Linked DNA regions of Homo sapiens: region 2 is linked to region 1. Evidence: read pairs that join two places in POLR2A ChIA-PET (ENCODE). Cell type or tissue: MCF 10A. All regions are shown on one strand. Each heading gives the region's core, and the rest is flanking DNA. Links, peaks and the distances in the headings are about the cores only. Region 1 overlaps LINC02889 (long intergenic non-protein coding RNA 2889). Region 2 overlaps LINC02888 (long intergenic non-protein coding RNA 2888).

Region 1 (2,925 bases), core at 283-2,782:
ATCTGCATTTTGTAGAAGACACCAGGTGGTTCTGATCTACCTAATCCATGGATCACATAGGACAAACGCTGTTGCCCAGGGGTTGGCACTGAACTTCCCCAAATATTCTGAAACAGACACACTGGTTCCTTAACCTCCAGAAAGGTGGCAACACTGGGACATTCTTTCTTGCCTCCCTTTTCTCTAGAATCTAAGTTTCAGGATAATTAATCTGATGAGTTATTTTTCCCAACATGATGCCCTCCTCTCTCTCTGTTAGCTACAGACTCATGGATGTTTTTATCTCTTATTCTGAAAAGAAAATTTGGCCAAATGAGCCAGCAGATAACAACTTGGGAAAGAGGAACTGATATATGCTGACTTACCCTTGGAGAGTATCACGGTGTCAAAAAAAAAAAAAAAAAAATCTGGCTTTAGTGTCAAACAGACTGGAGTTTCTATCTGAGCCCTGCCCTTTGCTTACCCTCTGAGCCTCAGCATTCTTAGGTGTAAAATGGCAATGCAAACACCTATTTCCTCCACTAGCAGGTGTTCTCAATTAACTGCTCTGCATGGGTTGGTCATTCTGGGATTAGTTCCTCTTGTATATGGCCAACAATACAAGTTACATATCCATTCTTCCTTTTTTGCTACCAGAATTCCAGCATTTAGTGAAGGGAGGGAGACAGCAATGTACCCAGTTTAAAAAAACAACATCCTTCATCCTTATTTGCAGCTAGGAATGGCCATATGACATAATTCTGACCAAGAAGACCCAAGATGAATTCAGCTGAGGGTTTCTAGGAAAGTAGTCTTTTCTGTCCCCTTCTTGTTGCTTTCTCCTTTTCTTCCTCCTCTTATTATTATTCCTCTTTCCACTATTGGAATGTGTGAGGCTAGGGGTGGCGTGGCCAAATTGCATCTGTGATGACGAAGGTCCATGCTAAGGATGATGGAACAAGAAGCCTGAGTCCTTGGTAGGGTCCGTAAAGCAGCTGTATCAGCCTTATACTGTCCACCCCTAGACTTGATGCTACTTGACAAAAATAAGCCTCTGTTTAAGCCACTGTTATTGGGTTTCGGAATACATACGACAAAACATAATCTCTAACCAAACTACTGCCCCTGGAACAGAAGTGCTTCATCCCAGCCAGAAGATCACTGGCACTGGCAACATCCAGCCTTTCTAGGTTAAGCCTCTTGTTTTTGTAGCTCTCCTCTTTGCTTGGACTTTTCTAACTTGGATCTGCCCCCTGGAATACTGTGCTGCAAACTGGTTTATTGGGTGATTTTTTTCTACCTGCTGTTTGCCCTAAAAATCTTTGCTCTATTTTTCTTTCTGAACTCACTTATCTTCCTGGTTCTGATGTCATTTTTCTGCCAGAACGAAATGGGTATGTCCCTATAAGGAAGGTCTTCAGAGCTGAGATTAGGGCATGCAGTGAATTGCAAAGGAGTAAAATTTAAGGAGGCACTCACTCGCAGGTCGCAAGTGAAGGGTTGGTGTGTTAAGAAGTTGAGTAAGTACCTACTTAAATTGCCTCACAAGCCTCATCCTATTTGCCCTAGACTGACTGTCCTTTCCCTCTACACCTGTCCAGGCTTGTCCCCACTACCGCCTTCAAGTTCAGTGCCTTTCCAACTGAAGTTTTTTACTACTATCTTTTTGTGAAATCTCTATGATGGATACAGTGTTTATTTAATGTTATGCAATAGAATTGAAAATACCAGAAAGCATCCGACATAGAATACATATCATTACTTTTGTTTCAGCTATACAGATAAGTATGAGGTGTACAAGTGCATTACTAGGTAAAATGTAATACTCTAAATTATAGTTCAATAATTTTTTTCAATTCTTTTTCCTGGCCTATCCTCCGCCTCCATCCAGGTGTCTCACCTTCTACTCACCATACAAGCTATCTACTAAATTTCACCTGAAAACTTAGCTTACATAAGCTTATATAACATTTAGCATATATTAGCTACAATGAGCTTATGTATGTGCTGCTATGTAATGTCCCCAGCCCCCCAAAGTCTAATGTTGTTCAAAATTATGGATTCCTTCATAAAGGTATGGACCAATGTATCACGAGTACTTAACAGCTTATCTTTACTGTTTATATTATAAAAGATTGTTCACCTTCTTATGACAATTAATATTTCCACATGTATTCCTTTGAAGAAGTGGACTTGATAATTTTAGAGTTTTGCTATCACAGTGTAGGTCAAGCCTGTATTTTTATGTTAGGAGCTTTTGGGAACATCAACCTAGATTTTCAAAATTTTCTCTCTGAAAGAGCCACACCTCAAATCTTCTAACGCTTGAGGTTTCTCAGCTCTGCTAGAAAACATAAAAGGTATCTGAAATTCTTAGAAGGACTCAAAGTAACAGGAACCTTGATTTCTACCGTTTAGATTGGCGCTAAAATCTTCACAAGGGCTTATTAGGGCTTACGTTATCTATTCCATTTGAGAAGCTAAGCATCACACAAAGCCAATAAAAAACCTAGGAGACATCTACTGTAATTCTATGTAACGTATGAAACAAATGAAATGTATTATCTGAAGGATACAGACCTTAAGACTACAACCAAGATGAGGAAGAAAAAGTGTATGTAATTGAAAATGCAGCAAATATATCAGAGTTACCCAAATAGCTGATAGAAGGTAAAGTACATCATTGCAAGATGTGGCCTAATTGAGCTAATTTATCACTTTTGCACCTTGGCATACCAAAGGCAATTATGTCCACACAAGTACCAAGGACAAGAAGATGCAAAAATTAAGAGAACATTTTTAAAATTTGGATTTCTGATGCTCGAAGCCCTAATTAAAGTGTTGTCCACTCCCTAAGTAACAAATGCTTGCTGTACCTGGCATATTTTAGGCTCTCAGTGAATGTGTGTAGAAGCAATGAATAAATATTTGAACAAGGATATGTAA
Region 2 (2,925 bases), core at 107-2,606, 82 kb before region 1:
TTATACTACAAAACTGGTATTTAAAGTTAAAGAAAAAGAATAAAGTTGGAAAAGAAAGTCACATACATGAATGAGGAAGAAGTGACTATAAAGATGACTAGGCAGTTCTAATAAAAACTAAAAATAGGACATTCAGAAATGAAAATTACAGTACTTAAAATTAAAAATTCAATAGGTATACTGCTTAGCCTATTAGACATGACTGAAGATAGAATGACAAACCTAGACTATAAAGCTGAAGTAGTTGGCTCTAACAGAACACAGAGAAACAGAGGGAGTATAAAAGCAGTAGAGAGACATAAAAAATATTTGTAAGATACAACATATATCCAAATCAGAATTCCACAAAGAAATATCAGAGAAATGAAAGAGAGATAATTTCAGAGGGAAAATGTCTGAGCAATTCCAGAATTCCAGATGACATGAATCTTCAGATTTAGAAAGCAAAACAAATCCCAGTCTTCACTGAACTGTAGAACACCAGTGAAAAAGAACTTTTAAAAATCCAGAGAGAAAAACATTGCCTCCAAAGAAATATTTACAGTGATAGCTGAATTCTAAACAACAACAATGGAAACCAGTAAACTGTGAGATCATATTAAATCCATGAAAAAATGCTTATAGCTACATATCTAGAATTGTAAAATTGTATGTCATTTTTAGATTAAAAAAGATCAAGAGAGTCCTCACAAACATCTTTTCCCTACAGGAGCTTCTAAAATATATATTTCAGAAATAAGGAAAATGCTTTCAGAAAAACTGAGTTCAAGAAGAAAGGGTGAGCGAAAATAAAGTGGTAAATGTGAGTAAATCTAAACAAATGTTAAATATAATACTCAATAATAATGTCTAATTTTAGAGTATATTAATTTTTTATTGCTGTGTAACAAAGTACCACAAATTTAGTGGCTTAAAACAATACAAATTTATTGACCTTAAGTTTCCATGTGTCATGAGTCTGGGCACAGTTTAATTGGGTTCCCTGATCTGGTCTCACAGCCTGTGTTCTCACCTGGATGGCCACTGAGGAAGAATCCACTTCCAAGCTCATTCAGGTTGTTAGCAGAATTAATTTCCTTTAAGCTCTACACTGAGGGCCCAGACTTTTTGCTAGCTGTCAGCTGCAGGCAGGCCACCCCATCCCATAGACCTTCTCACAGTATGACAGCTATTTTCTTCAAGCCACCAAAAGGATTTCTCTCCAGGATGTATATGATAAGTAATTATTAAAGTGGCATCCTATCACTTCTATCATATAAAATAACTTAAGGGAGTGATGTCCCATTGTCTTTGCCGTATTTCATTGGTTAGAAGCAGGGCACAGGTTCTGTCCGCACTTAAGCAGAGAAAATTGTGCAAGGGCGTGACTCATAGGAGGTCACTTTAGGGCGTGCTCACCGCAGAGAAATTGGAGAAACAAAAACAAGACTAAGTCAGAAAGGTCATGCTCAGAGTTAAAGCATGCTAAAGTCCTTGTAGGAAGTGCAAATAGACACAGATTAATTATAAACTGTATTAAGCTGGAAAGGAAAGTACAAAATAAGATGGTAGGAATTAATCAAAATACATCAGCAATCTTAAAGACACAAAACATTTTTAAATAAAAGGGTAAAAAAATATATTGTGGCTATATTATTATCAGATAAAATAGACCTTCAAGTAAAAAAGCATAATTCGAGTTAGAGGATGACTACATAATGACAGAGTAACTCTCTAAATTACCATCTACCAAATTTCACAATTCAAAATTGTATATAGTAAATATTAGCAGAGATTCCTGAATCATCGTGTGTGCTTTTGAGACACAGTGCTTGGCAATTCAGAAGTTAAATAGACAAAATCAAAAACGTATCTTCTCACAAAAAAACAGTAATACATAAAAAATGTTAAGACCACAACATACTTGAACTAATTGCTGTACGTAGAATAAAGCATGAAACAATTAGAGACAACAGAATTAAGCACATGTGACACTGACCATATAAGTATATAAGAGCCACATAATAAACTATAAAACTAGTGTTAACCAATATGAAAGAAATATTTCATAATATGTGGGCCACGTTCTCTAATCACAATAAAGTTTAAAACCAGTGATGAAAACATTATGAAAAAGCTCATATATTTAGAAATTTAAAAACAAACTTCTAAATAATACATCAAAATAGCATTCAAATGGATATTAGAAAACGTTAGAACTAAACAATTATGAAAAATTCTATATATCAAAACATGGAATACAGATAAAATAGTGCAGAGAGAAGTTTATAGACTTTCAGAAGGGATGAAAATTAATAAAGTAATCATCAATGATTTAGAATAATATTGAAAAAATAAATCCAGAAAGCAGAAAAAGAAGATAACAAAAATAAAAGCAAAAATTAACAAAACATAAGAATATGGAAAATTAATGAAACTACCTCTGTTCTTTGAAGCAGTTAAAATCTAGATGTCTCTGACAAATTAAGAAAAAAGGGATAGATACAATATCGGCAAATCACAAGAAAACAACTTCAGAAGGACTAGAATGATAGCAGAATGTTATAGACAACTTTTAATTATAATGACAACTTGGATAAAATGGGCACATTTCTAGAAAGTTATATTTTGCAAAAATTGACTTATGAAAGAATTAGAAAACCTGTGCAGTCCTGAATCATTGAAATTAGTTAAACATTGAAGTTAAACTATCTTTTCACATAAAACTGAAGTCCACAGTTTTATAATAAATTCTGCTAAATATATTTAATGAGCAAATATTCCAATTTAACATAAACTCTTCCAGAAAATAAAAAAAAAAAAGACACGTTCCTCTTTAAGTTGTTTAATGAGGCCATGATTGTTATCTTGATTCCAAAATCCAATACAAAATATTAGCAATCTAAATGTAGCAATGCATTAAACACACACACAAATTACTAAATT

Evidence for each region. ChIA-PET counts read pairs that join two places held together with the same protein. Peaks named below come from ENCODE experiments on the same cell type or tissue, not always from the same donor. Only the 100,000 strongest peaks of a DNase experiment are listed, where the experiment ranks them.
Region 2: POLR2A ChIA-PET joins it to region 1 with 10 read pairs; 3 of 35 experiments call an interaction of 5 or more read pairs at or near these places.

The regions. Positions count from the first base shown.
Region 1 is chr7:17,488,658-17,491,582 of GRCh38, forward strand. All of the region lies in intron 1 of LINC02889 (long intergenic non-protein coding RNA 2889), which reads right to left. Among named protein-coding and RNA genes, the nearest start is that of LINC02889, 69 kb to the right of the region's middle. In MCF 10A, for the core only: no CTCF peak of the experiment used is centred there; a DNase peak (open chromatin) is centred at 1,554.
Region 2 is chr7:17,407,327-17,410,251 of GRCh38, forward strand. All of the region lies in intron 1 of LINC02888 (long intergenic non-protein coding RNA 2888), which reads left to right. Among named protein-coding and RNA genes, the nearest start is that of LINC02888, 34 kb to the left of the region's middle. In MCF 10A, for the core only: no CTCF peak of the experiment used is centred there; a DNase peak (open chromatin) is centred at 1,365.